Linked DNA regions of Homo sapiens: region 1 is linked to region 2. The links are chromatin loops, found by intact Hi-C in ENCODE. Cell type or tissue: breast epithelium. All regions are shown on one strand. Links, peaks and the distances in the headings refer to the core of each region. The heading gives the core; the rest is flanking DNA. Region 1 overlaps CACUL1 (CDK2 associated cullin domain 1). Region 2 holds the start of PRLHR (prolactin releasing hormone receptor).

Region 1 (16,181 bases), core at 3,991-11,990, 110 kb before region 2:
TCCACAGCTGTGGACTCAGGCATCCCTGCATTCTTGGGGGCCCAGGAAGGACCCCCTGCCCTCGAAGGCTCAGAAGTGTCTGTTACTACTGCCTGGCTTCTCCAAGTTGTCGGCACTGACTCTGATCTTGGAGCAAAGTTGGGGGCGAGCCCAGGTGCTGTCGCAGCCTGGCCAGCTGTGCACACGCTGAGGGCAGTGCTAACACACTAGCCCTCTGCTGCCTCGGCCCCCTCCGGACTTTGGGCACTGACAAGCACAGAAAGGAAGCCAAGGGGTGCTGAGGGCAGCTTGGCGCTGGCCTGCAGGCGCCCCTTGGCACCTACAGCCTGGGCGCCATGAATGGCAGCAGGAGGCAGACAGGTTCCTGGGTGGAAGAGGGCAGGTCCCCAGTGAGGCCTCCACCTTCAAGCTAAGGAGGGCCTGAAGGCTGGGAGCCAGGCTGCCAGTCCTACAGACTGGAGTGGGAACTTGTGGTGCCTTTTCCAGCTTGCCTGTGGCTGGCCATGGACCAGTGGGCACGTACTTCCTCCCCTCTGGGCCCATAAAAGCCCTGGGCTTACCCAGAGTTGAACAGTTGTTGAGATGACCAGCTGCAGAGAGGAGCCACTCACTTTAGGGCCTGTTTTCTGCTGAGAGCTGTGCACACAGTGGGACGACCAGCTGCAGAGAGGAGCTACCCTTTCTGCTAGGAGCTGAACACTTGTCCGGACACCCTGGCTGTGGAAAGGAGCTACTCCCTGCAGCTTTCCTCTGAGCTGTTCTGTTGCTCAGTGAAGCTCCTCTTTGTCTTGCTCCTCCACTTGTCTGCGTACCTTTTCTTCTGGTCACAGGACAAGAACTCAGGACCCACTGAATGGCAAGGCTAAAAGAGTTGTAACACAAACAGGGCTGAGACATGCCACTTGCTTGCCACATTGCGGGTGAAGAGAAGGAAAGAAGAGCTGTGGCCCTTCGGGAAGCCCCAGCCTGGGAGCTCCCTGAGCCAGGGCTGTGACTCCCTCTTTGGGGCCCTTTGGGGCCCTTTGGTTCTTGGAGTTTCAAGCTTCCAGGCACCACCACGTACTGACTTGCCCTTGGCAGCTGTGGGACCCAGGCCAGTAGCATGAGCCGAGCGCAGCCTGCCAGGTCGAGTGGGCAAAATGAGCCCAGTAGGCCTGAGCAAAACTCAGGTAAAGGCGCCACCTGCCAGAGGGGTTTCTGGCCAGAAAAACAACACCCCAAAGATCTTGTAACAATGGTTATTATTTTTCTGGCAGTTTTTTTCTTGTTTTCTTTGGGGAAAAAGCAAAGCTTGCTTGTTCAGGGGTAAAAACTTGAATGTCCAAGCCAAATACTGTCATGTTGAAATAAGGTAAATCAAATAGTTAACAGTTTCCCCAATGGGGCCTAGAGTGTATTGAACTTAAATTTTAAGGAGAAACAATTTGATTAGGTTTTTTTTCTTAAATGACATTTCTAGGTTCCTAGGAAGGAGTTTAGGTTTATTTTAGAAGACTGCTAAAATTTATAGTCCTGTCATTTAAAAGGTTTTGAATAAGGGCTACATGAAATATACTTTTTTACTTTGTAGAAAAAGCTGTGTTCTGACATTTGATTCAGTACAGAAAGTACTTTTTAATACGCATAGTCTTTGAGACTGGGAGTTCTTGAACAAGGAATTCAATTTTATTTATTCTGTCTGCTGTAAATGTACTTTTTGATCAATGTTTATACTTTTAACTTCTGGATAAAGTGATCTTTTGTAAAAACAACATTATTTTAATGCAACAGCTTTTAAGATTTTTTTTCACGTAATACTTCTAAAATTTATTTCTTTGAATGCCGAAATACCATTTTTAGAGTTCTTCAAAGCAGTTTAGGGGAAGATGTTACGTATGATTCCGTTCATTAGTTATAGTTAAAAGTTTGCCTATAACATGGAACCATTTTCACCAAGTTCTTTAGTTAACAAAGAATGCTTTTAAAAATGTTATTAGGCCAGGTGCGGTGGCTCACGGCTGTAATCCCAGCACTTCGGGAGGCCGAAGTGGGTGGATCACTTGAGGTCAGGAGTTCAAGACCAGCCTGGCCAACATGGTGAAACCCTGTCTCTCCTAAAAATACAAAAATTAGCTGGGTGTGGTTGCCCACACCTGTAATCCCAGCTACTCAGGAGGCTGAGACAGAGCAATCCCTTGAACCTGGGAGACGGAGGTTGCAGTGAGCCGAGATGATGCCATTGCACTGCAGCTTGGGTGACAGAGCAAGACTCCATCTCAAAAACAAAAATGTTGTTGGATTTCTTTTGAAGCATTAGACAAATGGGTAGTTAATTCAGAAAGGAGTTTACTTACTAGTTGCATATACATGTGTAATACTTGACATTTTCAAAACACACACTATTTTCTTTGATTTCCTTCACATCTTAGAAGTACCACAGCTAGTATTTTTCCTATTTTGGATATATGGAAATTGAAATTTAGAGGGCAAAATGAATTCCCTAATGTCATACAGCCTTGTTAAGTAGGAATTTAGATTTAAATAATGCTAAATTAGATTTAGAGTCAAAGTTTAGATTTGAACAAGACCCTTTCCTTGCAAAACAATGCATTCTTTATCTACTATGTTCTAGGCACTGTGGTCAGCACCGGAGATATACAGATAAGACACAAATATTGCCCTCCAGGGGTTTGAAGGTAGTGGCAGACTACCCAGTGAGGGAAGTGAGTGCAGTGGGGCCCCACTGAAGGGCCATGTAGTTCAGATATTTTTGAAGGAATGACTAGGAGAAGTTAGCCAGCTTAGTGGGTGCAGAGAGAGATGGTTAGGTAGAAAGAACAGTCAGGGAGGCCTTATGTCTTTTGGGGAGTGCTAGTATTCCCATTGTCAGTCCTGTTCTTTGCTGTGCAACCAGAGGTGTAGACAGTTGTGCCCTACGTTGAGAAGTTTGTGAAAAGGTTTCAGAGTGCCAAAAGAGAATTTAAGTAGGTGTAGAAGGCCTTGGATTGATCATGCTTTGAGTTGTAGGTCTTGGGTTTATTCACTGTAGAACTGTAGACAGGTGACTATTTCTGAGCCCCAATCACCTCATCTGTAAATGGAAATAACATTCAATTTATAGGCAGTTAGAAGGACTAAGAAAAAGAAATGCGCTGGGTGTGGTGGCTCACACCTGTAATCCCAGCCCTTTGGGAGGCTGAGGCAGGAGGGTTGCTTGAGCCCAGGAATTTAAGACCAGTCTGGGCAATATAGCAAGACCCCATTTCTACCAAAAAAAAAAAAAAATCCCAAACAAATTAGGCAGGCCTAGTGCTGCATACCTGTAGTCCCAGCTAGTTGGGAGGTGGCTGAGTTGGGAGAATTGATCAATTGAGCCTGGGAGGTGGAGGCTGCAGTGAGCTGTAATCATGGTACTGCACTCCAGCCTGGAAGACAGAGCAAGACCTTTCTCAAAATGTACAAAAAAAAATAATAATTTAAAAAAAAGAAATGTAAATAAAAGCACCTAGCGTGCACCAGACCTGTAAGTACGATGAATTAGAAAAAATAAAGACAATTCTTTACATATATATAAGCTTCTAAGTAGAACTGAAATATGAGTTGAATCTTATTTGAAAATAGTATCAAAATATTTGGACATTTATGAAACAGCTTAGCTGAAGTGGTCTTATAATTTCATGTTTTAAAATTTAATATTTAGGAATCCTTCCATGTGGCATTTCTTAATATCCTTATTTGAAAGCAAGACTTTATGTGTAAGATATGATTGATAAGCTGTGGGGCTGCCACAAGTTAGTTCTTGTGTAGAATCAGTTTTGTTTGCATTGTGTTTTGTACCATGCTCGTCCCCCAACACTCTGACCCAGGAATGAATTCTTAGTTGGAAGACCTGGATCTATCATTTGGCTAACGGTCTAGTCTTAGACAAATTACTGGCCATTTAGGTGTTTCTTTAGTGTTAAAATGGGACCTAATTAATTTAGCTTTAGAGAATAGAATGAAATCATGCATGGATGCACTTCTGTAAAACACAGTGTCTTCGACTGGGCTGCCACAACAAAATACAGTTGACCCTTGAACAACACGGGTTTGACCTGTGTAGGTCCACTTATCCACGGATTTTCTCCCACCCCTGACACAGCAAGGCCAACCCTTTTCCCACTGTTGGAGATAAGGATGAAAATCTTTATGATGATATACTTCCACTTAATGAATAGATATATTTTTTCTTCTTGATGATTTTGTTAATATTCTCCAGCTTACTTTATTGTAAGAATACAGTATAAATGATACATATACAAAATATGTGTTAACTGATGGTTTATGTTATCAGTGAGACTTCTGGTCAACAGTAGGCAATATTGGTAGTTAAATTTGGGGGGACGTGAAAAGTTATACACAGATTTTTTACTGTGTTTTGGGTGTTGGCTCCCCTAACTCTCCGGTTTTTCAAGGGTCAACTGTACTATAGACTGGGTGGCTTAAACAAAGAAATTTGTTTCTCATGGTGCCGGAGGCTAGGAAGTCCAAGACAAAGGTGCTTCCTATTCGGTTCCTGGTGAGGGCCCTCTTTCTGGCTTGTAAATGGCTGCCTTCTCACTGCAGTCCTCACATGGCCTTTTTTCTGAGCCCTATGGGAGGAGCGAGAACCTGAGCGTTCTGGTGTTTCTTCATCTAGGGACACTAATCCTATAGATCACAGCTCTACCATTGTGACTTCGTGTAGCCTTAATTACTTCCTTATTCCTAGTATGGCAGTACTAGGGGTTTAGGGCTTCAACATAGGAATTTTCGAGGAACACAGTCTATATTCTATTCAGTCTATAACATATAAAAAAGTTGGTAGTGTTCTCTCTTGATGGTTTTATGATTTGGTATTTTGTAAAAGTGAGTTAATAGAGGAATGCATTGTGTTTTACTGCTCTACAGAGCTGAAGGTGTATATGGGTCATTTGTGTCCATGCTTTCTAACTAATATTTATAATTAGCTACAGAAGGGTTTACAACCAAGTTAGCATAGAAATCAGAATATTTCTGTGCTTAAGGTAATTATAAATTTCATTAGCCATTCTAATAGTACATTAAGCCTATACCACTTAGTTGAATATCCTCCCAACTCATTCCAGGTTCAAATATAGTTTGGTTCTATATAGAATATCCATGTAATTCAGTAATAGTTTTTAAAAATCATTTATCGTTGAGTGCATCTTTTTTTTTTTTTTTTTTTTGAGACAGTGTTTCGCTCTGTCACCCAGGCTGGAGTGCAGTGGTATGATCTCGGCTCACTGCAACCTCTGCCTCCAGGTTCAAGTGATTCTCCTGTCTGAGCCTCCCAAGTGGCTAGGATTACAGGCACCTGCCACCCCCACCTGGCTAATTTTTGTATTTTTAGTAGAGACAGGGTTTCACCATGTTGACCAGGCTGGTCTTGAACTCCTGACCTCAAGTGATCCACACACCTTGGCCTCCCAAAATGCTGGGATTACAGGTGTGAGCCACCACGCCCAGCCTTAGTGCACCTTTTTATGCAGTAAAAGAAGAAGCCTTTTAATTAACGTGTTGAGGTTACACAGCTTTTGCAGATGGCTAAACTTCAGTTTTACATAGCAGATTTTGGAACAAAGGTGGAAGTCTTACCTTCAGAGTGTACGTGTCTTCCTTTTTTTTTTTTTTTGTTAATTGTGAATCTCAGTATGAATTTTGAATTCCTTCTGTTTGTGTTTCAAATTATGGTGGAAGGTCTTTCCCTGGTTTCCCAGATTGATCACACTTCTGTTCTTTCTCACAGGCCAGCCCTCCAGATCTCTATATTGAAAGATTTAATATAGCTCTTGGACAATATATGGGAGCATTGCAGAGCATTGTGCCTCTTTTCATATATATGGTAAGTAAGAGCTCCTTCCTCCTTCCCAAATACCTAGGTGTATTGTTGAGAGCACAAATAGATGCAGAGAGTTAAGCATATTCTGTTTTTCTTTTACTACATTTGTGTTAGAAATGGAAATTAAGTTATTTCAGTAATGTGCGATAGTTGTTGACATAGAAGAACTTTAATTATTTCCCCTTTTTCTGCTTTGAAATTCCATAACAATTGCTGAATAGACAAGTAGGCATTAAGATTAGCAGTCACCCACATGAGTACTTATTTTATTTCTGCTATGTGGAAGGCACTGTGTTTGGTTCCAGAAATATAAAGATATGTAAGATTTCTTGTCCTCAGAAAGTAAAATGCCAAGTAAATCATTCCATAAAAATAGAACAGTAAAACATTGCTGCCATTCTGATGATCTGTTTTATTTGGAGAGTTATGCTATGAGTATAATCTGTAGACTGTGACTTTGTTGATCAGCTTCCTCCCTGTTTTAAATATCGAGAGTCATAGAATCTTAATGTTAGTGCTCCTGTTGAATGGAGGAGCCCTTAGAAACCATGATCCCCGTTCTTCTTTATTAGACTAGTGAATGAGATGTTCAGGTTGATCCTACCTTCTGTAGCATGTAGCTTGCTGTATGTGGATAGCAATCTTAAAAATGTTATTTTCCATAAAATGCACTTAACAAAAACAAAACAAAACTACCCCTGTCTTTAATTTAGAAGGCACTTTCCAAAAGACCATGTAGTGCTTCCTGATTTTCATTTACACTTATTTCTTGGTTACTGACAACAATTTTAATAGTACGAGTTTTCTAGTCAATGTAATGCCAAAGAAACTGGTTTTTGCCTTTTACCAAGAAAGAAATGTATAAAAAGCCTTTTCTTTTGGTTTAAGTGCCAAAACTCCTTTATGAATCATGAAACTAAGGAAAAATATTGTTGATGACATTAGGAATAAGTGCATCTAGGATAGCAGAATTAACTTACTGGGAAGAGTGTAAGCCTGGGAGGTAGTAGTTACATTGTATCATTTTGGTGAAATCCTATCATGGGCTATTGATCAGGAGTGTGTTAACTAAATGTCCTGTACTGATAGAGCAAACATTTTATTTCCGTGCGAGCCGACTCCTTATTCTTGCTGTTTAAAGTTTTCAGTAGAGACCAGGTATGGAAGCAGAGCTGAAAGACAGGGCCTATTTGTGGATAAAGGAATTAAGGCTGGGTAAATAGGTTTCTTGACTTGCATGTCTGCCATTTTAATGGCATTTACCAGATAAGCATGTTGGTTAGGTGCGTGAGTAATAAAAACAAAAGTCTAATTTATCATAATTTTGAATCAAAAGGTAAATAGCTAGTTTATTAAAACAAAAATAGTTAAGACAGGAAGGTGATTCACGCTTTTCTGTATTGCCATTGTTGCTTTCTTACACCTTATGGTAGGATCCTGGGGTTTAAGAGGTCTGTGTCAATTAAGAATAAACGAACTTCAAACTTACTCTTTCAGCTAGCAGGATTCAAATAAGGGATCTTAGATTGTAAAGCTTAACTACAGCTTTTCTTATAGATTAAGAGCTTGAATTTGCTTTGTAGTTACTTTTGAGAATTTGTTATGTAAATTGTTTTTATTGTCCAGAAGATAGAAATTCTTTGAACTTTGGTACTGTTTTGTTGGAAAAGTATATTAAAGAAAATAGTTTGAAATGTTAACCTACTAGTGCCATAATAAGCAAAGTTTCTTTTGATATCACAGAAACAAATTTTTTTAAATATTTGTCAAAATTAGTGTCTTTGTTAGAAGTCTGTCTATATGAATATCAAGAAATTGTCATTAAACTAGAAAATAAATTGTAACTAAGGTCTTGCTGAAAGTTACAGAGGTCAAATAAAGACATTTATTTTTGCTTACAATTTTGGAATTTAACATTACTGTACCTGAGACAAAGTTGAAAAGAGGTAGACTAACTTGAGTTTCTAAGTACTTCTGAAGTTTTCATACTATTTCTTTTTAATGGTTTCTAGTTACTTACAAAGAGTAGAAAGGGTACATTAAAATGCTGTGCATTCAGGTCTTAAATGTCAATAGGACAATATACCAGGAGAGAAAAGCACTATAAATGCAGAAAAATTTATTTTGGGAGTTAAACAGTTATATTATTTTTTATTATTGAATATAAACTACAGAGTCTCAAAGAGATGGCTAATTTATTTCAAAGACTTTAAGGTATACTGCCAAATCAACTTTTGCTCTAAATTTTGATTTAAAAATTTCAGTTGTGAAAATAGCTTGAAGTTTTTATTAATTTAAAAAGGGGAAAATACTTAGAAATGAAATGTGGAAGACAGCTAACTTAATCTCTTCTGATAAAATTTATGTAAAAAAAAATAACCAGTAAAACTTATAAAAGATAAATAAGAATGAACTTCAGACTTACTCTGAATTTCAACTATCAGAATTCACGTATGAGGCCCTACTGATGTAGGATTTTTTCTTCTTGGTCACTTTGCAAGCTGGGGACCCCTGGCTGGCAGTGCCCCACCCGGGCCTTGCTCGGCCATGCTGATGTGCCCCAGCTCGCCTGTGTTACAGCTTGTACCCGCATTTGGCAGTTCCCAAGCTCTTATACTGCGCCCAAGAAGAATGAGGATGTGCTGAACATTGGAGGGTGAGGAGGGTGGAGAAGAATTTTATTGAGCAATGAAACAGCTTTCAGTGGAGAGGGGTTGTGGGGGTGCTCCCCCCACCCCCACCTTGTGTCTGAGTCTGAGGCCTTTTATGGACTCAGAATGGGGAGTGCATGCTGATTGGTTTGTGAATATACAAAAAAGGTTAAAGCAAGGACACTACTCAAAGGTGGGCATAACAGTGTAGGAAACCAATTAAGAAAGGGTAGATATATGTAAAATAGGTGAAGGGTGGGGGTCAATCAGAGGGAAGTGTGCCAAACGGGAAGACAAGTTCTCAGTCCTGCCCAAGGATTTGCCTGTAGCTTGGCTTTCAGGCTTTAAACTGTCTTGGGCCTGGAGGTGGGCTTTCACTGGAGAACCACCCCTGTCTGCCTAGGCATTTGACTGCCTTCTGTCTCTATCACCTGATATTAAAATGAATGAGAAGGCTATGGTAATTAATAATGATTGTCATTGGTGGCAGGGATAGACAGATCAAGGGAACAGAGCCCAGAAATAAGCTGAAGTAAATGTAGAAGTTTAGTAGAAAGGTGACATTTCAGATCAGTAAGGAAGGAGTAGATTTTTCCATACCTAATGTTAGGAATTTTTTTTTTTTTTTTCAGTAGCGATGGGATCTTGGTATGTTATCCAGGCTGGTCTGTAACATCCATCCACCTTGGCCTCCCAAAATGCTGGAATTAAAGGCATGAGCCTAAGCACGACCACCTAGCCACTACCTTATTCTTTTTTTTTAAGACGGAGTCTCGCTCTGTCACCCAGGCTGGAAGAAAATATCAGACTATGACAATACAAAATTTGGAAACCTTTGTACAGTAAAATATCATAAGCTAAAAGTAAGTGGGGAAAAAATGCAAAATTGGAAAATATAAGACAAAAGTTTGCTTTCCTTGATAATCAGCTTTCATGAATTGGAAAAAGATAACCCTAAATTTCTGTTGAAAAATGGACAAAGCATATGAACAGACAGTTCATAGAAAAAAAAGATTATAAACATGAAAATATACCCAATATCACAATTTAAGAAATAAAATAACTTTTTTTCCGCTAACTTACTTTAGTTAGTGAAATTGGAAAGGTTTGATCAATATTCAGTTCTGGTGAATCTATAAAGAAACAAGCTTCTCACACTTTTGGTGGAAATGTAAATTGGTAAAGCCTCTTTGGAAGACTATTTCGCATTATTGTTAAGAGTTTAATATGCAAAAATCTGACTCAAGAATTGTATCTCTAGGAATTTATTATACAAATAAACTCATAAATACATACAAATATGTATATAAGAATTATGCAGGTTTTTAAAATAGCAGAACATTGAGGAACATTTGTATTATCAGTAGGGACTATTATTTAAATAATTTATGAAAGACACAGAAAAATATGCAATTAAAAGTAACACAACTCTGTTTTTTTAGAGAAAAATCTTCCAAGATGCAACATTAAATGAAAAAGCAGGGTACAATGCAGTGTTTAATATTTTCACACTAGTATTTTTTTTTTTTAGGGGGAAAAAAGCATATCCATGTATATGCAAGGAACATCCTAGAAAGAATATACAGAAGTTTTCCCAGTGTAGAATGGGACCTTTTGGGAATGGGTCAGAAGGTCTGCATTGAGAGACTTCTCTTTATTGCATACTCTTTTGCATGCTTTCTGTTTTTTAACCATGTGCATCTTATTTTTATATATTTTTTTAAAGAGAGAAACGTGTGTTAAGAATTCAGTGGCTGGGCATAGTGGCTCACATCTGTGATCCCAGCTGCTCAGGTGGCTGAAGTGGGAGGCCAGGTGTTTGAGACCAGCCTGGGCAATTGAAACACTATCTCCAAAAAAAATTTTTTAAATTAAATTAAGAGAGAATCAGTGAGCAACTTAACATTCCTCTATGTATTTTCTACTCTTCTGCATTAACACTTAAATATGAAAAACTTTTTTTGCCAGGCATGGTGGCTCACGCCTGTAATCCCAGCACTTTGGGAGGCAGAGGCTGGCGGATCACCTGAGGTCAGGAGTTTGAGACCAGCCTGACCAATGTGATGAAACCCCATCTCTACTAAAAATACAAAAATTAGCCGGGTGTGGTGGTATACGCCTGTAATCCAAGCTACTCGGGAGGCTGAGACAGGAGAATCATTTGAACCGGGGAAGCAGAGGTTGCAGTGAGTGGAGAGCGTGCCATTGCACTCCAGCCTGGGCAACAAGAACAAAACTCTGTCTCAAAAAAAAAAAAAAGAAAAAAGAAAAACTTTGACTTGCCAGTAATTCTAGTCAGGATTTCAGCTGCAAGAAACAGAAAACATGATTCAAAGTGATTTAAGTAAATAATGAAGAGTATTATCTCTTATAATAAAACTCCAGAAATAAGGCTGTGTCCAGGGTTGGTTGAATCTGTGGTTCAATAGTATTACTAAGGACTTGATTTTTGGTCTCTCTGCTCTCCGTAACATCGGTTTTATCCTGTTCCCTGTCACGGGCGTCTTTGTGAAGAGACCACCAACAGGCTTTTGTGTGAGCAATAAAGCTTTTTAATCACCTGGGTGCAGGTGGGCTGAATCCGAAAAGAATCAGCGAAGGGAGATGAGCTGGGGCAGTTTTATAGGATTTGTGTAGGTAGTGGAAAATTACAGTCAAAGGGGTTGTTCTGTGGTGGGCAGGGGTCACAAGGTGCTCGGCCCAGGAGCTCCGCAGGGAGCTTCTGAGACTCATTGTCCAGGAGAAGGCATTTCACAAGATAATGTCCTCAGTTAAGGCAGAAACCGGCCATTTTCACTTCTTTTGTGATTTTTCAGTTGCGTTAGGCCATCTGGATGTATACATGCAGGCTTGGGCTCAGAGGCCTGACATTCCCCTCATGGTTATAAGATGACTGCAGGAGATTTTTCCCTCACACCACAATTTCTCTAAGTCTGCTTGGGCTGCCTTGAGTGTCTACTTCTGAACCAAAGGTGGTCCCCAGGGAATGCCAGAAGCTGAATGACTTAATCAGTGAAATTGAGTGTGTGCTGGGGAGTCAACGAGTGCATGTCCACAGCCTGCTTTCAACCCAGATCATTGATAAATGGGGTACTTTTCATTAGTGTTTCTCATGTTGTCTTTTGGTGATGTATTTTTAAAGGGTATTCCACACAGTGTGATTCTACAATGTTTGTACATCCCTGTCTAGTTAATGTTGGTATCTCCCAGTGTTCTTTTGAAGATGTATAGTTCAAAACATTTTTTTATGCTTTCCACCCCGTGCCAGAAAGACAAGTAACTAATAGTTGCATGGCTTTTGTTGTTGGATGTTGAGTTTTTCTGCTTTAATTGATGCCTTTATGCATTGTTTTCTAAAATATTTAGTGCTCCAGTTCATTAGACTAATCATTTCCCCAATTAATACACAAAAAAAGATTTTATTTTATTTTTCAGAATAAGTTTTACATCGAAACCAAGCTTAACAGAGACTTAAAAGATGACCTTATAAAGCTGTTTACGGAACATGTTGCAGAAAAGCACATTTACAGCCTAATGCGTAAGTAATTCAGCTTATACGGGTGAGATAACACTAGCAATGATCTTTCCTTTTTCTTTTTTTTTTGGTCTGAGAGCATTGTCACGTAAACCCCAATGTTAACATCTTCTGAACCAGATAGCAGGAAGTGTTGAAGCCCACCTGAGACACTGCAGAATTAAAAATGGGACTTGAAGGTCACCCGGTGAGCTGTGAGCACCTTGACCAGGTCATTGGACAGTGCCCTTGTGTCTGCCCTGAGAACTTGTTGCCCCCTCCCCGCCGCCCCTTTTTCCTGACAGTAGGGAAAGTATTATTAGGAAGTTCACTTCTAACTTTACTACTAGTAACTCTAGAAGGAATACAGTGTTATTTTTTTGAAATGGTAGTACAGAATCCTCTGATTTTTACTCTAGTGCAGAAACTCTTCTCTAGTCTGGTTCTGTCATTTATTCTCTATTTTAGGCAAACGTCTTTGCCTCTTGTGGCCCTGAGTTTTCTCTCCTGTGAATTAGGATTTGTAAAATATTTCATGTGCCTGTGTAGATTATTAAGAACATTAAGCTCAGTTCGTTTCTCCTCTTCCCATTCTTTTTTTTTTTTTTTTTTTGAGACGGAGTCTCGCTCTGTCGCCTAGACTGGAGTGCAGTGGTGTGATCTCGGCTCACTGCAAGCTCTGCCTCTCGGGTTCACGCCATTCTCCTGCCTCAGCCTCCCGAGTAGCTGGGATTACAGGTGCCCGCAACCATGCCTGGTTAATTTTTTCTATTTTTAGTAGAGATGGGGTTTCACCATGTTGGCCAGGATGGTCTCAATCTTTTGACCTCGTGATCCACCCATCTCGGCCTCCCAAAGTGCTGGGATTACAGGCGTGAGCCACTGCACCTGGCCTCTCCTCTTCCCATTCTTGAGTCCTCTTCCCCCTCGCAGTAGGTAGCATCTCATTCTACCTTTCCTGAAAGAATATACTTCTCCAGGTGGAGTTAGGAAGTCCCTGTAACCTAATGTCTCAGTGTCCTCAGCGTCCTTTTAAAGCTCCTATCTTATGTGACACATCAAGTCATTTTTTCGAATGTGGCACATATTTGGGTTGGCAGTATGTATTTTTGCTTTCCTTTGAGCCGTAATTAGCGTTCACCACAATGAACTTTTACCAGAATCTACAAAAGAATTGTTCTAAGCTTGACCATAAACTTTTTTTTTTTCATTTTTGATGCTGAATTAAGTGAAGGAATTATCAAGCATGGGGCAAGTTTAGAAAGGCAGGGTTTTTTTTTCAAAGAATAGTGTAGTTGAAGATAATATACATTTCATTATTATGTTCCCATTTTTTTTTGTAAGGCTGGGAGATGTTTATCAACATCTTTAAACATTGTCTTGGCCGGGCGCAGTGGCTCACGCCTGTAATCCCAGCGCTTTGGGAGGCTGAGGCCGGCGGATCACGAGGTCAGGAGATTGAGATCATCCTGGCTAACACGGTGAAACCCCGTCTCTACTGAAAATACAAAAAAAAATTAGCCGGGCATGGTGGCGGGCGCCTGTAGTCCCAGCTACTTGGGAGGCTGAGGCAGGGGGAATGGCGTGAACCCGGGATGCGGAGCTTGCAGTGAGCCGAGATCGCGTCACTGCACTCCAGCCTGGGCGACAGAGCAAGACTCCTGTCTCAAAAAAAAAAAATTGTCTCATGAGGTATTCCAGGTATTATAACCACTTAAGTATTTCCTGATACTGACATTGTCTTTTTGCTTTCATGACAAGATAGAGCATTTTGAAATCTTGGTAAAATTCTGTAGAGAAATGCTACCATTTGGTAGAAAAAGCCGGTCTAGTTTGTAAATATATTTTTATATTTGCCAGTAATTTGGAAACTAATTTTATTGGACGTATGCAAAGAGAATATTCAAGAGAGAATATAGTAGTCCAGAGCTGGTGAGAGAAAACATAATCATAATCATGTTGTCCGGTTTTCAATAAAAATTACACTTAAAGGTGGATATACCTTTTTATTTCCAAGTAAACAGAAAAGGTCCTTAAGCTTTGGTAAATTGGAAAAAACTGAGTTTATCAGATACTTATTGAGCAGTTGTTAGGCATTGTACTTAGAGAAGTGATAACTGGCCTCATTGGTTTGGGCTTCAGAACAACAAGGGACAATGTTTAACTGTATTATGTGGGTGATCATCAAAAGGTTTTTAAACACACATGCACTGCTTGTATGTGGTAGGACCTATATTTTACAAGTATTTAATTCTCCTAACCCTATAAGATAGGTATAGTCATTACCTCCATTTTATAGATGGAGAAACGGAGACAAAGAGAGGTTAAAGTTTAAACCAGAATAGCACAGCTATTAATGTCGTTTCTACTTACACATTTTTATATTACTTACCCCTTTACTGCAGCAAAAAAATAACTACATTCAATTTCTGTAACTTTCTACAATCTGATCAGTAATTTCCTTCCCGTGGCTTCAGATAGATCTGGAAAACTAGTGTTCCATTTATTATCGGTGTATAACAAATCATCCAAAAATACAGTGGCTTAAAACAACAGTCTTTTATTTTGCTCTGCAGTTTGGGAGGGCTTGGGGTGGGGTAGCTTATCTCTGTTCTGCTCAGCATTGTCTGATGTGGCTCAGCTGGGGGCTGGCACTTTCAGTGTGACTCATTCACGTGGCTGGTAGGTTGGTGCTAGCTTTTGGTTCCTCTGTGTTTCCTTCATGAGTGAGTATCTCAAGATACAGGAAATGGAAATTGCTGGTATCTTAGGTCCTCGGCTCAGAAACTGGCACAGTGCCACTTTTGCTGTATTCTGCTGGGCGAGGGTCACAGAGCCCAAATTCCAGGAGAGGAATGTATCCCACCTCTTGATAAAAGGCATGTCGGCTGGGCGCGATGGCTCACACCTGTAATCCCAGCACTTTGGGAGGCCGAGGCAGGCGGATCACTTGAGGTCAGGAGATCGAGACCAGCCTGGTCAACATGGTGAAACCCTGTCTCTACTAAAAATACAAAAATTAGCCGGGTGTGGTGGCACGTGCCTGTAATCCCAGCTACTTGGGAGGCTGAGGCAGGAGAATCACTTGAACCCAGGAGTCAGAGGTTGCAGTGAGCCAAGATCGCCACTGCACTCCAGCCTGGCTACAGAGTGAGACTCCGTCTCAAAAAAAAAAAAAAAAGCAAAAGAGGTTTGTCAGAAGAATTTGGGAGCCACGTCTTAAAAACAACACAAAAATGTAAAATGAATACTGTCTGTTAATAAAGAATCAGTTCTTGATTGCCCCATATTATTCATTATTAGTATGTTTCATGAATGAAGACAATGACTTCTTACTGGGAATAAAACTAGTTTTCTATCGGCTCCATGGTATAATCATTTTTATGCATATTTGCTTATAAAATAAAGTGGCTTCTATTTTTGGCTGAAAGTAAACTACTAGGCTCTATTGTTAAAGTATTTACGTCGTATGTTGGTGATTCTGAGCAAATGTAACAAATGTGTAGCATGGGGTTAATTAATGATAGAAAATTTCCTGGGAAAATATAGTGTGTTGACTTTTGCAGCAGCAGATTTATAGTTCAGTTTGCACAGTGTTCTAAATAGTTACGTTTTAGTTAATTTTCTTAGGCAGTTCTGCCTTTTAGATCAAACCATTGTAGTTTGAAATTTTTTGAAGCCAAGAGTATTTTCAGTTTTATGAATTGCTTTTCACATTAATAAAGGAGAGAGTCTCCTGAGCAAGTGTGTAGCACTGAGGAATACTTGAAAGAGCAGAGGAGCTTGGTTCTGGTCCCAATTCAGGTATCAAAAGGTGTGTGACTTTCAGCAAGACACTTAACCTGTCTAGATTTTAGGATTAGAAGTTATCTATTCTAGTGTTTAAACTATACGGCTTATTGATATCTGTGGGATGATTGTTGCGTATAAGCAAGCATTTCAGTGTTGGTATGGTGAAGTAGAGTACAGAATTTAGAGTGAAACACAAGTTCTCAAACTTCTTCTGCCTCTAGCTAGCTCTGTGACTTCAGATGAATTATTCAGTGATGAGTTTTTATTTTGGCCTCAGTTTCCTCACTTGTTAAAAATAAAAAGGTAGATGATAAAGCTTGTGAGAATTAAATATATGTAAAGTACGTAGCACTTACTAAATGCT
Region 2 (16,181 bases), core at 4,453-12,452:
CTTTGGGTCCCCTCCCATTGTATGGGAGCTCTGTTTTCACTCTATTAAATCTTGCAACTGCACACTCTTCTGGTCTGTGTTTGTTCCAGCTCGAGCTGAGCTTTCACTCGCCGTCCACCACTGCTGATTGCCGTCGTCGCAGACCCGCCTCTGACTTCCACCCCTCTGGATGCAGCAGGGTGTCCGCTGCGCTTCTGATCCAGTGAGGCGCCCATTGCTGTTCCGGTTCTCACCATTGTTCCTGTGCGGCTAAGTGCCTGGGTTTGTCCTAATCGAGCTGAACACTAGTTGCTGGGCTCCATGGTTCTCTTCCGTGACCCACGGCTTCTAATAGAGCTATAACACTCACTGCATGGCCCAAGGTTCCATTCCTTGGAATCCGTGAGGCCAAAAACCCCAGGTCAGAGAGCAAGAAGCTTGCCGCCGTCTTGCTTGGGAGTGGCCCACCACCATCTTGGGAGCTCTGGGAGCAAAGACCCACCAGTAGCACTATGGCCCAAGGTTTTGTTTCCTATATGGGATGGAAGCAAGAGACATTTGGGGTAAGGCATGAAGATCTGTTTAGCTTAAACATGATAAGGTGTGAGTTGTAACTAAATTTTCTAGAGCTTTCTTAATAAACCATGGGGGGAGGGGTTCCTGTATTTATTCAATCTCATTTGAACCTGCTTGTATTTTCAGTCTTTGCAGGTACATCTGCCATTCATTCATAGGCAGTGAAGTATAGTAGTTGAGTGGTGTGGTGCCAGAATCAGGCAGATCTAAGATGAAATTCCAACCCCACTGCATACTAGATGTGCCATTATGGTTAGTTTCTTGACTTGAGAGCCAGTTTTCTCATCTGTAAAATGGGTATAATAATAATTTTGAGGGGACTCAAATGAGACAATTTGTGTGATGTACTTAGCAATGGCTGGCATGCCTAAAGCCCTAAGTAAATGGTAACTATTTTTATTCATTCAATAAAAAAAAAGAAAAAGAAAAACACATGTATTGGGTATCTGCTGGGCTCGTGGCATGTTGTAGGTACAAAATGTATCAAGACATTGGCCCTGTCCATAAAGAATTTACAGTCAGGGTTGGTGGAGGCAGGGAAGCTAAACACTTCCGTAATTTCAAGGTAGAAATTAATAAAAGACAGAAAGATTATGGAAGGGACAAGTCTTTGAGAACAGTTGTCCTTGGGTTGGGTCTTGTAGGATGTGAAGAATGTGGACAGGTAGAGTTGAGTGGGGATTAAACAACTGACATTGTGGAGAAAAGAAATAAACCTTAAGAGAGGAATTAGACAGGAATGGTGAGGATATCTCAGCACCCAGCAAAGTTTGGCTTGTACCTAGGAAGTAAAATGGACAGAGGTGGGAAGCTAGACCAAAAAAATGAGGACATATCAGAAAGGGAGTGCACACTGGTTGGAAATACCATGCGAAAGCATCTGGCCTTGGTTGGATGGGCTATTGAAGACTTTTGGAGAATGGGAGGAAGTAAAATCCCATAGTTTGCTGTCTACTGTATGAAGTATTACCTTTCCTTCATTTATCCTATTTTTTTTTGTTTATTTATGCTCTCTCAGGTTTTTGGAGCATTCTTAGTACTGGACAGTCTGAACATTAGCATGATTTAATCATGATGTGCTGGCTGGGAGAGGGACTAGCCTTAACTCCAGTGAGGAGAAGAGGGAATGAAGCCCTAATAGGCCACATTAAATCTTCATTCCCTCTTCAAAGGACAGCTGTTCACTTCCTTTCCACCTTGCAAATATTGATAATACTAAAATGCTTGCCCAACTTTATCTGGAATTTGGCAAATGATCCACTCTTTCCTCTGGAGGGTGCCCCAATATTGAAACTTCAAATATCCATGTTTACATGACCTTCAGTTATTGACAAAGTTGTCTTCGTATTATTACTTTTACTATTATATATGATAATTGACCAATATAATGATATTGACCAGAATGATGGCTCTAGTTAGGAGGCCTAACAACATCCCAAATCCTTTTTCACTGACTTTATCGCAATTTCCTCTGCTTAAGAGATTTTGAAACAAAAGAGTGCCCCTGCTCTTGGGTGCATAAAACCCTGCAGGTGAAAATGATGAGAAAAATTACTGGGCAAGGTATTAGGCAGGCACTGATTGTATCCTATTTAGAGCTCTGCAATTAAAAAAGTATATATAATACTGAGACTGGGTGCAGTAGCTCATGCTTGTAATCCCAGAACTTTGGGAGTCTGAAGCGGGAGGATTGCTTGAGCCTAGGAGTTCAGTCAGCCTGGGCAACATGGCAAAACCTCACCTCTACAAAAAATTAGGCCAGGCGCAGTGGCTTACGTGTGTAATTCCAGCACTTTGGGAGGCCGAGGTGGGCGGATCACGAGGTCAAGAGATCAAGACCATCCTGGCCAACATGGTGAAACCCCGTCTCTACTAAAAATACAAAATCATCTGGGCATGGTGGCACGTGCCTGTAGTCACAGCTACTCGGGAGGCTGAGGCAGGAGAATCGCTTGAACCTGGGAGGCAGAGGTTGCAGTGAGCTGAGATCACACCACTGCACTCCAGCCTGGCGACAGAGCAAGACTCCGCCTCAAAAGAAACAAATAAACAAAAATTAGTCAGGCATGGTGGTGTGCACCCGTAGTTCCAGCTACTTGAGAGGCTGAGAGGTGGGAGGATGGCTTTGGCCTGGGAGGTTGAGGCTGCAGTGAGCCATGATTGTGCCACTGCACTCCAGCCTGGGTGACAGAGTGAGATCTTGTCCTAACATATACATGTATATATACACACACACTGGTTTTAGCTAAATTGATTATAACTCAGGGACCGTGAGCTTAGGATGGACAGAGGTGCATAACATTGATTACTTTTGTTCCAATATTGACTTTTTTCTATATGAGTGATTCATTTAAATTTGGAGGGTGGAATAAATTGATATTAGTTTCCAGTCTAACTGGAATATCTGCAGCCAGAGGACAAAGTACAAGGACTTATCAGAGAGGAGACAATGAAGCTCCATGCTCTGGAAAAAGGAAACAAGAGGCTGAGGGAATGAGATAGCTTCTAAGGAGGGAGCTTACAAAGGCCCCTCCTCCCCTGGCTCTTGCCCCGTGGGCCAGGCTAATTTGCATTTCAATGAGGACTTAATACTACTGAAGATTTTATGAAACGCCTAAGCTTCTCAAATGTTTGTTACTTTTGTTACCCTAGCTGAAATCTGCAATTACCAGTATTTTTAAAAAATCCTAAAATGAAGAGAAGAGGCCTGTGGGTGTTCAGTCAAGGAGGGAGGGGTCAAGTCTCAGTCCAGGAACTACTCTGTGCTGGGAGAAGCAGCCAGATACGGCACAGGTCGCGGTAGCCGAGAAAGAAAGCGAGAGAAAGGGTGAGCCGGGGAGTCGCTGGGCCAGACTGAAGTGTGCCTGTGTAGAATAACTGGCAGGAGAGCTGCATTTTCTGACCCCGGGAGGTAAAAGACGACGCCGTCCTTGGCACTGAGTGCGGTGACCACCAAGAGGAGCAAAAGTCATGAGTCTCCGACCCCCAGGCCCCCGGCTCAGCTGCCTCCACTCCACCCTACTCTTCTCAGCCCCAGCCCAGAAAGCAGGCAGCGAGGCAGGTCTTTGAACCGGACCAGGTTCCTTCCCCAAACACCCGGATCCAGAGAGGGGCAGGAATTCCCTAGTCATTTTCCCCTGCTCCTCCCCACATCATCCGCCCGAGGGGCGGCAGATCCAGCGGAAGCTGTCCGTGGTGCTGACTCCTGCCTTTGGCTTGGCCGGACCCGCTGCCCGCTGAGCGCGCTGCAGCCAAGCAGGGGGCTCGTGTGGCGGGGCCACGGGAGGGTGAGGGTCCTCAGGTCCGCGACCAGCTCCAGGCTCTGCTGTTAAATCCCAGCCCGAGCCCTCTAGCGTCTCTGCCCTCCGCAACCTGGCCGCTAGGCAGGATCCAGCCTTTAAGAACGGGTCAGTCGTGCCTCTCTCAAGCCCCCAGCTGCATTGCAATCTCCCACCGCTACTTCCTTCCCCGCTCCTTCCCTCCTAAGACTGCACCGGCTCCTCCCGATAGCCTGACGCTTCGCGCCTCTCCTCCGCCCTCCTCCACTGTGCGCTCCTCCGGACCCTGACCCTCCAGGGGCCGTGCAAGCTCCTGCAGTAGAGATTCGTCCTCTTCGCTGCTCTGGCCAGGTTTGCCGGCCCCTCCTCCCGTTTCGGATTCCATCCTCCCCACACTGTCCTCTTCACTAGTTCTCTAAGCACCGAGCATGGCAGAGCGCGCTCCACCCCTATTTTCCATACATGGGAGCTGGAGTGGGGGGCGGAGCTGAGGGGAGGCGCTCCCAGTCCCTCTAAGAAGCTGCTAGCCCACTGGGAAACATTTGGATCCGTTCAGCTCCCGCGGAGAAGCGAGACCGGATCACCGACGTGGGCAGAGGACTACCGAGGGCCAGCAGAAATTCTGCCCCTTCTTCCCGCGAGTGCTTTCCCGCTCTCCAAACCCCACTCCCAGGTAGGATCGCGCTCCTGAGTCTGCCTGCGTGGACTGCGAGGACCGTAAATAGAGGCGGAAGCGTTTAAATAAACCGTATGTTCTAACCGTGCTTAGGTTTATTTTACAGAGGTGAGAGGACAACACTTTTTGCTACTTTTGCTGTTGTTCTGTGGCCGGTTATTCCCAAGGGAGGACTCAGGCGATGGGGGAGGGGCGCGGCTGGTGTAGGAGGTCGGATGGAGTATGGCAAGGGAAGTGACGGACTTTGATTACCTTTGAACAGGTGGCCATGGCCTCATCGACCACTCGGGGCCCCAGGGTTTCTGACTTATTTTCTGGGCTGCCGCCGGCGGTCACAACTCCCGCCAACCAGAGCGCAGAGGCCTCGGCGGGCAACGGGTCGGTGGCTGGCGCGGACGCTCCAGCCGTCACGCCCTTCCAGAGCCTGCAGCTGGTGCATCAGCTGAAGGGGCTGATCGTGCTGCTCTACAGCGTCGTGGTGGTCGTGGGGCTGGTGGGCAACTGCCTGCTGGTGCTGGTGATCGCGCGGGTGCGCCGGCTGCACAACGTGACGAACTTCCTCATCGGCAACCTGGCCTTGTCCGACGTGCTCATGTGCACCGCCTGCGTGCCGCTCACGCTGGCCTATGCCTTCGAGCCACGCGGCTGGGTGTTCGGCGGCGGCCTGTGCCACCTGGTCTTCTTCCTGCAGCCGGTCACCGTCTATGTGTCGGTGTTCACGCTCACCACCATCGCAGTGGACCGCTACGTCGTGCTGGTGCACCCGCTGAGGCGGCGCATCTCGCTGCGCCTCAGCGCCTACGCTGTGCTGGCCATCTGGGCGCTGTCCGCGGTGCTGGCGCTGCCCGCCGCCGTGCACACCTATCACGTGGAGCTCAAGCCGCACGACGTGCGCCTCTGCGAGGAGTTCTGGGGCTCCCAGGAGCGCCAGCGCCAGCTCTACGCCTGGGGGCTGCTGCTGGTCACCTACCTGCTCCCTCTGCTGGTCATCCTCCTGTCTTACGTCCGGGTGTCAGTGAAGCTCCGCAACCGCGTGGTGCCGGGCTGCGTGACCCAGAGCCAGGCCGACTGGGACCGCGCTCGGCGCCGGCGCACCTTCTGCTTGCTGGTGGTGATCGTGGTGGTGTTCGCCGTCTGCTGGCTGCCGCTGCACGTCTTCAACCTGCTGCGGGACCTCGACCCCCACGCCATCGACCCTTACGCCTTTGGGCTGGTGCAGCTGCTCTGCCACTGGCTCGCCATGAGTTCGGCCTGCTACAACCCCTTCATCTACGCCTGGCTGCACGACAGCTTCCGCGAGGAGCTGCGCAAACTGTTGGTCGCTTGGCCCCGCAAGATAGCCCCCCATGGCCAGAATATGACCGTCAGCGTGGTCATCTGATGCCACTTAGCCAGGCCTTGGTCAAGGAGCTCCACTTCAACTGGCCTCCTAGGGCACCACTCGAGGTCAATCTGGTGCTTATTCTCAGCACCAGAGCTAGCTAAGCCAACATAGGGCAACATTTCCAGCCCAGCCCTCTTGTCCGGCTGTCTGTCTTGTCCTTGTGTGTTTGTAAAATGTTAAGCGGGCTTTGGTGAGAGTCTTGCTCTTTGCTTGGGGGAGGCCAAAGAGAGGGAAGAGGATTTCTTATTTCTTCTTTATGCCCTTGAAGGACAAACAAAACTTTTTCTCCACGTTCAGAAAAGTATTTCAGAACCACGATTGCCTTCCTGGCGTCCCCTCCTCCTGCTCGTTGGTGAAATGAACAATATGAATGGGATTTAAAAGGAATGCATTGGGCTTGGTAAAGATTTTCAGTTTGCCTTTAGAAAAAGGACCCAGCTGAGAGTACCATGATATTGCTTAGTCCATTTGAACCCTTGCATTCCTAGAATTTCAGGTAAATATGTATTAAAACTCTACATCTAGGATTTCAGCATTTCCTGAGTAAGACCTTTATATGCCAAAAGGGTTTCGTTTTAAAACCACTTGAGTTTATAGTACAAAAACACCTACAAGCTCCCTTTAGAAAGGTCTTGCTATTGTTTCTCCCCTTTCCTCCCCAACTACTATTTAAAAATGATGAGACGAATTAGTCAATGAAGAGATAGATAAATAAAGAGGAAAAGGTCCAATTCACTTAAGAGGTCATTCAATTGTACCTAAGGACAGACATCCTCTGTGTATGTGTGTTTGTGTATGTGTGTGTATGTGTGGGTACACATTCAGTGTTTGCCACAAAGTGGGCACTCAAATATTTGGTTTTCTGAATACTCAATGTAAACTGTGTAGCGTGGCATTCTCCTGCAGTCTCTAATTGCTCACTTGCAACAGATCAACAGCTGTCATCTGACTGCTCAGCACCTGCTCTGTAGTGATTCTTGGAACATGATCAACCCAGAAATCAAGGACCGGCAGAAGTTTACTTAAGGACAGAACAGAAGAATAAGCTACCACCCACATGATGTGTAGATCAAACACTAATTACCTCCAGGGTTAAGGGAAAAGGTGAAGACTGTGGAGCATGATACCAGGCTGATAATCATCACCTTAACCTCCTGTGAGTTCTGTAAATGAGGACAAGTGCCTTGGGACAAAGGTCTCCACACTGTTGGAAAAGCAACTTGGGCAGTGAGGGCAGGAGTCTTGGGAAATGATACATAATATCCAGCTGTCAGATCAGCCTCTGTGTTCCCAGTAACTCAGTCACCATCTGTAGGGTTCAACTACTTTCCCAGCTCACTGAACACAAGAATCACTGTTTCACCTCCTCCTGCTTCTCTTATTCAGAAATAAGCTCAATTCATTCATTAAAATGTGCCCTAAAAGGAAAGGAAAGAGGGATGATATGGGAATGACAAGGGTTCAATCCTATTACATTCATGTCAACAACCATGGTGGGAGTGGGAGTGATCACGGTTGGGCTGGTTGGCATAGGAATCTTTAGTAGTTACAGGGCTAGACTTTTTGCACACAGTAAAGGGTAGGAAAGGCTGGCTTGGGAGAAAGGAAAAGGCAGGCAAAGATGGGTATGGAGGTTACCTCTGGCAATGGTGCTAAATGAACTTGAGCTTCATCCGTGGATTGGAGAACAAAGAACCTGTGTGCTAATAGTGCAACCCACCCCTGCCCCAGATAAGCTCATCTCCCAGGCATCCCGAGGACTGGCTCCTGTGCTTCCAGCAGCTATATTACTTGGGAGGCTCAGGGCCAGACATTTCTCATTTCCTCAGAGAGTTCCTTTGATGGTCATGTGTGGAGAGTGTAGATGGTAGAGGGGAAGGAGAGGGATTATTTGGGGAGGGATCTGATTCATCGTCGGCTCTTTGTTGGAAGGTTTGAATCACTGGTTCTCAACCCTGGCTGCTCCTAGAATCACCTGGGGAACTTTTTTTTCTTTTTGTAATTGATGTCTGGGCTCTCCTCCCAAGAGTCTAGTTGATTTGAGATGGTGCCTGGACACTAGCATTTTCCAAAGCACTTCAGGGGATTTTAATGTGCAACCAAGATTAAGCACCTTAAGAATTATCCTTTCTAGGGCTGGGCATGGTGGCTTACACCTGTAATCCCAGCATTTTGGGGGACCGAGGCAGGCAGATCACAAGGTCAGGAGTTTGAGACCAGCCTGGCCAACGTGTTGAAACCCTGTCTCTACTTAAAATACAAAAATTAGCCAGGCGTGGTGGCGCACGCCTGTAATCCCAGCTACTCGGGAGGCTGAGGCAGGAGAATTGCTTGAACCCAGGGAGGCAGAGGTTGCAGTGAGCTGAGATTGTGCCAGTGTACTCCAACCTGGGTGACAGAACAAGACTCCATCTCGGGGTGGGGGGTGGGGGCGGGAATCCTCTTTCTAATGAATCTCAGAAACATCCGAATGAAGCTTTAGTTGTACCTGCCAAAGGTGTTAATAATTTGGAGCTGAATTTGACGGTGTTACATGCCATACTTAGAGAATACTCTTTTAGTCTTCAGGCAATACCAGCTCAATCACAAAGAGGCAAATTATTGAAATCAGAATATATAGGGATTCGTTCAACAGTTTACTTACATATTTCTTATGTATCAGTCCAATCAATTCAGAAGGAATATCATCATTCAACCTTAGGTCAATTGTATTATAAAGTTACATACCATGGCCAGGTACCATGGCTCACATCTATAATTCCAAAACTTTGGGAGACCGAAGAGGGAGAATTGCTTGAGCCCAGGAGTTCAAGACCAGCCTGGGAAATATGGCAAAACTCCATCTCTACAAAAAATAGCCGGACGTGGTGGTGCACACCTGTGGTCCCAGCTACTTGGGACACAAAGGCAGGAGGATCACTTGAGCCTGGGAGGATCACTGGGCTGCAGTGAGCTATCATTACACCACTGCACTCCAGTCTCAGTGACAGAGCAAAATCTAGTCTCAAAAAAACAAAAAAAACAAAAACAACAAAAAACAACAAAAAACAAATTTACATACCATGAATTATTTTAAATCCTGGTTGTCAGGGTGTTAGAAAAAGTGCTCCTTGATTAGCTTAAGTTTATATCAACTATGAAAAACAAGCATCTCCATTAATTACTAGAAAAGCTGCCACTGGTTTCTGTCATGCCTACAACTTAAGTTTGAAACACTTACATGGACTTTATAAAGAGCTTAAAGAGGTTGGAGAATTAGATTGTGCTTATAAACATCTTTACATATTATGAAAATCAGCAACGGAACAGCAATTAATTCTTACAACATCTGAAATGTGTTGTGGACTAGTTTATAAATCAAACCGAATTTCAAAAAAATCAGAGGTGAGTCCCAGAGAGAACTGCGTAGGACTGTAGGTAGAAAATTTTATTTAATAATTCATTTTGGTTAATATCAAGCATCTAAGATGTATACACAGTCCTCTTCCTGCAAGGAGTAATACAGGCAGTCAGGCTGGGAACTGAGCCAACTTGGTACTTGGCAGCAGCCCTTCTCAAGGCTGATGGGAGGTTCTGTAATCCTCTTTGCAAGCTTTGTCACCAGGTCACACTTTTGGCAGCCAATCAATAGATTTATCTCATTAAACTGGCAGAAGAGTGTTTCAATGCATGCTCCAACAGCTACCTGGAAATAGCAATTGTGAGAGATGCTAAGGTAAGGATATTCCAGTTCCTATAACCGTCTGATTTTTTGTCCTTGTGAATTTTCAATCTGCTGTTTTACTGGGATAGCTAAGTTCCAGGTTTATTTTCTCAGGTAGGCTCACCCACGACCTCTGTCCTGTGGTTTGCATTCCTGAACATCTGTTAGTCTTTCAAATGCAAGGCACAAAACTAACCTCAAGAGTGTGGCTAGATCTGGGAGTGAACACAGGGCCTGTCCCTCACAGACGAGAGGTCAGGAGCACCTTTGTTTCCCAAGGCAGGTTCTTGATTGATTTACCTTCATGCGTTGATGTCTTTGCTATGTGTGTAAAATGCATGTGTTGCTGAATCACATGTGAAGCTCTACATGCTGGGGTTTATACTGTGTTTGGCATGTTGTGGGAGCTCAATAAATACTAAATCAGTTGCACAGTCTTCAGCCACAGGATTAATAAACCAAGCCAGTTATACATATGGGGTAACTACACAACCTCAGGATAGCCAGAGTCAAAGCAAGGATAAATCATGTCAAGGAAAACATGCTATTCAACCTAGATTTGTCAACTCCACCTTATTCCAGAGATGAACTGTTCATTTTGGGTCTTCTGTGACCCCCTGCCCCCAACCTCAGTAATGCCAGCATTTAAATATATGGCACCAAGCTCTCTACTCCCCAAGACTGCATATGCCTAAATCCACGGGTCCATCAAAATGAGAGTAGAGAACTTCATGCCTAATTTCTATACCATCATATATTGGAGAGTTATTTAAATGTTAGCATTTTATCACCCATTTCTCACACATAATTTGGGAAGGTCTAACAACATCCCACATATGGGTCTATAAGCAAAATCACGAGGTTTCTAAAATGTTCATGATGGAGTCATAAAAAAGATTTTTCAGTACACCTAAAATACCACTCAAAAATGGACATATGTATACCTTTTCAGCGACCCATTTATCCTACAAAGTAAAATAGTATACAGATGTGGGAAATGTAAAATATTTGGATGGATGAGAGTTGCAATCTTGATTGTTAAGACTGTACATTTTCCAGTCTTTGGAAACAGCCTTATTTTGAAAACTGGGCATGTACACTTCTCACAGGTTTTTGAATTGTTTTTCTTTGCTTTTAACACAATTCCTCTCCTTTTCCACTCTTTATTTCTCATGCCTTTTTCTGCTACTTTTTCATATTATCTGTATCTCCTCTCTAAGCCCCTTCTGCCTCAGTGAAGGGGAACTGGTGGGATTCAAGCATCCATCTCCTGGTCAATCGCTACAAAGTGAAAGATGATGGCGAGAACCCCTGGCTAATTCCACTGCAGAAGGCAGTCTGCACTAAGCTCCTAGAAGGCTGCAGTTTGTTGTATTTCCCACACACTGTGGGGTCTTGGAGTTCACACAATTGGTCATTTTGCGGTCAAACTGCAGGCTCAGGTGGATAACAGGAGTTTGCATAGACTCTCCACAGGGCTCTCAACCTGGTAAGTCTCACAGCGAGCTCTCCAGAGGAGCCTAACAATGAAAGGTCAAATGTGTTTCATTTTTATGTTTGGTTCTGGAGTAAAGAAACTGGAGTCAAAAAAAGCAAAGGAGAAACAGTCTGCTTTTAAGCATTCTCTGCCTCTCTCCCTCCCTCAGCTCTCACAATATCCTCTCCTTAACTTGCTGATGACTAAATCCCCTGGTCTCAGGACCCATCTCCTTCTTCTGAAATGACATCCAATGAAAAATGGAAAGCTATACTGTGAAACCCCTCCTTGCCCCCACAGTTATTGCCAAGCAATGAAAACACCCTTTTGACCTGGAAAAAATTAAGACTCCAGGTTTGAGCTCTCGGTTAGCAGTCAGGCACTGGGCTTTCCTCCCTAGCCTAGACCACAATCACCCTGGTTGGTGGCTGGGCACGGGGCTGCTTGGCAGGTGCTGGGCTCCCCATCCAGCTCTGGCATTATTGCGTCACCTCGGTCATTGTTTTTTGCGCATCACCTCCAAGTTCGAAGTAGTACAAACCACCTATTTCGCGTGATGGGGACTCAAGGAGTCTACATCCTTCAAACTCCTTGCTAGTGGAAATGGTCGGGACTAGGGGCAAAGAGGGAAGGAAATTTGCAGGTCAAGATGTAGTCGCCCCACAGGGCTCTCCCAGTGGGGCTTCTGGAGCAGCAGTTGCCTTTGTTTTTCCAGGGTGTGCAGCCCCTCAGCCCCCAGCTAAGTCCACACGCACTGAAAGCCGAGGTTCCTGCAACGTGGTGAATTCACACTTTACGTTTTTGGAAGAGGAGGGGTCAGCTGGTGAAACCACAGCAGCCCAGAAGAAAAGCCAAACCCACCTGTTGGTCCATTGCCCCAGGCAATTCGTTGATCTAAAGCTAGGCCTGCTGAATAGCAAAGACAGCTGTAGATTTTTTTTTTAATTACAAAATCAACATATTTTTTCTTTAAGTAGTAAGTGAATATTTCCCACCTGTCTTCCCTGGGCGAGTTAACAGTTTGTGCTTTTCCTTCCTAGGCCCTTCCAGGAGCATTCACAAACATATTCACAGTTTGTATTTTACCAAAATGCGATTAAACTACATCATTGTTGTGTAACTGACTTCCACATCCCTCCTCTTAAAATTATATCAAAGAAGACTTCTATGTTGGGTCATACTCATTCTGGCTGAAGAGGAATCCATGCCTGGGTGGACCACTGTTCAATCATTTTTCAGCCAGTGAGTGGTGTGGGTTAGAAGAGATAAATCTGAACTTAGAAGGTGCCCTAAGCCCTGCAGGAAATGCAGAGGAGTCGAAGTCTAATCACAGCCACTGAAAAGCTGTCCCTCTGTCCCTGGAGGGCGAGGTCCTCCTTGAAGCCCTCCCAGAGACCAAAACCATCTGGGTGAGGGGGTGGGACTCCTTCCCCTTAGCTGCTTCCAGATCCTGCACAGCACCCCACCAGGGCTGGGGCAGGCCCACCAGCTGTTCTCTGGCAGACAGCAACTGGTGTCTATGAGACTCTGCCAACCCAGGGTAGGATTTTCCCAGGAGTCAGGAGCATGGTAGGGTCCCTCTTCTAGCCATGAATCCACATGGGCACAGGTCCATGAAGAGTCAAATCCTTCACCTTATTTGCCCACAGGCAAGCATTTCAGCAGGGCCCTTAATACTGTTGAGGTTTTGTCAACAAAGGTGAAGGTGAAGGGTAGGGAAATATGAAGTATGGTGCAGGAACCAGTAGCTACTACAAGCAGAGGAGCTGTCATCTCTCAATCCAGAGACCAGAGGGCAGGGAGGAGTTGCTGAAACTCCCAAGGGTGGAGTCATTTAAAGGAGACTTTCTCCAGAGGAGCAGTAGCCTTAGATAGAGGGATGGGGCCAGCCTAGGATAGAGGGTTGAGCCAGCCTGGAGTGGAAGGATGGGCCAGCCTGGGGTGGAGGGATGGGGCCAGCCTGGGGTGGAGGGATGGGGCCAGCCTGGGGTGGAGGGATGGGGCCAGCCTGGGGTGGAGGGAAGGGGTCAGCCTGGGGTGGAAGGATGGAGCCAGGCTAGGATGGAGGGATGGAGCCAGCCTGGAGTGGAGGGATGGGGCCAGCCTGGGGTGAAGGGATGGGCCAGAATAGGATGGAGGTATGGGGCCAACCTGGGGTGGAGGGATGAGGCCAGCCTGTGGTGGAGGGATGGGGCCAGTCTGGGGTGGAGAGATTGGGACAGCCTAGGATGGAAGGATGAGGTCAGCCTGGGGTGGAGAAATGTGGCCAGTTGACTTCTGTACTAAGTGTCAGAAAAGTGATACATAAACCATAAACAAATGCCATGTGAATTCAATGGTGGGGCTGTTCATGTATGACCCTGGCAGTCAGAAAAGCCTTCATGCAGGAGGTGATATTTGAGCTAGACTTTGAAGGATGCCTGGGATTTTCTTTTATTTTTTTTTTATGAGACAGAATCTTGCTCTGTCTCCCAGACTGGAGTGCAATGGCACGATCTTGGCTCACTGCAACCTCTGCCTCCTGGGTTCAAGTGATTGTCCTGCCTCAGCCTCCCAAGTAGCTGGGATTACAGTTGTCCATCACCATGCCTGGCTAATTTTTGTATTTTTAGTAGAGACAGGGTTTCACTATGTTGGCCAGGCTGGTCTCGAACTCCTGACCTCAAATGATCCATCCACCTTGGCCCCCCAAAGTGCTGGGATTACAGGCGTGAGCCACCACCCCCAGCCAATGCCTGGGATTTTATGTAATGAAGAGAGTAGTGGCAGGAGAGCATGCTATGGGCAGGGTAAGGTGATTAGCAAAGGAAGGAAAGGGTGATGCCTATTTGAAAGAGTGCAGGCTGTGCTTACGAGACAGAGTGGTGAAAAGCTGGCTGAAACTAGATTCAGGAAGATTAGTAATACCAGTTAGGTTGGCTGAATTCTTACTGTGTGTAAGGCACAGTGCTGTACCTTACATTGCATCACTTATTTCTCAGCACATTAGGAAGTAGACATTCTCATTGTTATTTTTATTTTACAGATAGGAAAACAGATATTTAGAAAAGTCAAGCAATTTGCCAAGGAATGATGTATGGGAGGTGGTGGAGCTGGGATTTGGTCCAAAGTCTGCCTTCCTAACCACTATAAAGTCCTACCCTGAGTTTCAACCTAAGGAGTCTAGCTCTTCTTGGGAGGCAGTGGGGAGCCAGTGAAGGTTTAGGGTGAGTGGGAGATAAAAGAATGACTTGTTTAGGAAGGTACTCTGGGACCTAATGCTGGCAAAAGGGAAAGTGTGGAATGGGAAGGCAGGAAGTGGGGAAATACATTAAGGAATTATTGCATGGTCCAGGAGAGAGAGAATCAGGACTGGAAGTGGGCCAGTTTAAGTGAGGATGAAGAAGAGATAGGTGGAAAAGGGCCTTAGAGAGTAATTAGCATCATATCTGAATGTCTTACCTCGTTCAACATTTCACGTTTGCCCCAGGAAGAAAAGGTAGCATATGGGATCTAGGCCACAGATGCTCAATTCCCACGTCAATCAGGAATGCTTTCTGTAGGAAGTAACAGAATACCAAACTAACCACAAGGCAGAAGTCCTAAGGTTCTTTATCATCTGATTTACAAAGAAGTCTGGAGGTGGGTGGGTGTCAGGTCGGCCCAGTAGCTCAATGGTGTCATTGAAGACTTAAAATCTTTTTCTGTCTTTTGCCTCCATTCATCGTTAACTGCTTCACCTTTATCCTGATGCTGTTACCTCAGGTCTTCAAAATGGCTGCTAAAACTCCGGATACTCATCCACATCCGAGGCAAGAAGGAAGGGGAAAGGGAAACACCAGCAACTCTCCTTCAGTGCAGGAAGGCAGAGGCCTTCTCAGTTGCTCTCGTTATGTATCACTTGCCAGAACTGGGTGACATACTCCTAACTGAAAGGGAGGGAAAGAAACCCTTTTACGCCTCTAAAATGGGAGGTTCATACTGGCCATTGGGTTATCTGGCCCACAGGACTACCACAAGTCCAGGGCAGCATCTTCTTCAGGCCTTGTTCCATATTCAAGAGCCCTTGTTCCATATTCTTCCCAAATGAGAGGGAACAAACATGTGTTGGGTTCTGAAAAGTGGCAAATTGTAACTCGGGGAATATGGGCCTGAGTAACCACTGCACACTAATGGCTTCCAGCCAGGCCTGCCAGTGTTGTGATTCACATTTTATGAGTCATCAGCTGTATCTTAGCAGATAGCTGCTAGAAAGTTGAAGTTAATTTCTTTTTAAAAATGTCGTAAGGTAATCATAAACCATGGAGACTCAACGGTGATGAAAATGGATGAAAAATAACATAAAGATGCTTGATGCTAAAGCATAACTGTGCTCACTGCTGAGTTTTTTTCCCCTTTTTTATGTTATGATGCTATTCCTGCTTTTATGCTTCCAGATTGTGATAAGAGGGAGGGTTGGCTACCTGCTCTGTTGCCAAACTCCCAAACGCAGAACCCTGGTCATTTTAAGGCAATTTTGAAGTGTGGGTTTCCTGCTCTGCTCAACACGTGGGTCCCTGCACAGATGTTGGCATTTGTTACAGCACCTTTGGTCAACCTTCCCTGAGGGCCAGGGGCTAGTGTGTGCCTGCTGTATACTCTTTGTAGCTCAGAGTTCACAACCTCGAGTTTTCTGAGAAGTTGCCAAAGTCAACCTCCATTGTTCTGAGGCATAGTCACATTGAATCTCACTAGGCCCAGGATTCTGTGGCAAAGTCCCCCACAGAAGAAGACCATAGGAGGGCATGGCTGTTCCCTAAGAGATAACCCTGAGGTGACACATGGCCTCCTCTTTTAGGAACTGTGGGTAGCTCAATCAGTCCTAAAGTTGGCCTGATGCTTCTGGAATGCTGTTTAGAATAACACCCCATTTCCTACTGCAGCGCCTTCTACCTTGCTCTCCTCCTGGAGGAAGAGATCTTTCCCTTCAGGTCTCAGCTTAAATGTCACCTCCTCAGAGATGCCCTCTCTGACTGCCTCATTTAAAGTGCTCTGGCCTCTTATTCTTAACTTTATCTCCTTGCTTTTTCTCTTCATGACGCTCATCATGATTCGTCATGACACATTGGTCTGTCCTCTATGAGATGTGA

What was found. A loop is a pair of places that touch in the nucleus more often than their neighbours do. Peaks named below come from ENCODE experiments on the same cell type or tissue, not always from the same donor. Only the 100,000 strongest peaks of a DNase experiment are listed, where the experiment ranks them.
Region 1: it touches region 2 in a loop (3-fold over the local background); 4 of 110 quality-filtered maps call a loop at or near these places.

Annotation. Positions count from the first base shown.
Region 1 is chr10:118,697,174-118,713,354 of GRCh38, reverse strand. CACUL1 (CDK2 associated cullin domain 1) reads left to right here. Exons shown (of 9, transcript NM_153810.5): 4 at 5,768-5,863; 5 at 11,947-12,049. Among named protein-coding and RNA genes, the nearest start is that of CACUL1, 50 kb to the left of the region's middle. In breast epithelium, for the core only: no CTCF peak of the experiment used is centred there; no DNase peak of the experiment used is centred there.
Region 2 is chr10:118,583,841-118,600,021 of GRCh38, reverse strand. It overlaps PRLHR (prolactin releasing hormone receptor), which reads left to right and starts at 4,374. Exons shown (of 2, transcript NM_004248.3): 1 at 4,374-4,506; 2 at 4,772-10,025. The coding sequence starts at 4,778. The coding sequence ends at 5,890. RefSeq lists enhancers at 2,989-3,797, 3,798-4,606, 4,607-5,415, 14,239-15,438. In breast epithelium, for the core only: no CTCF peak of the experiment used is centred there; a DNase peak (open chromatin) is centred at 9,441; H3K27me3 peaks cover 3,803 bases.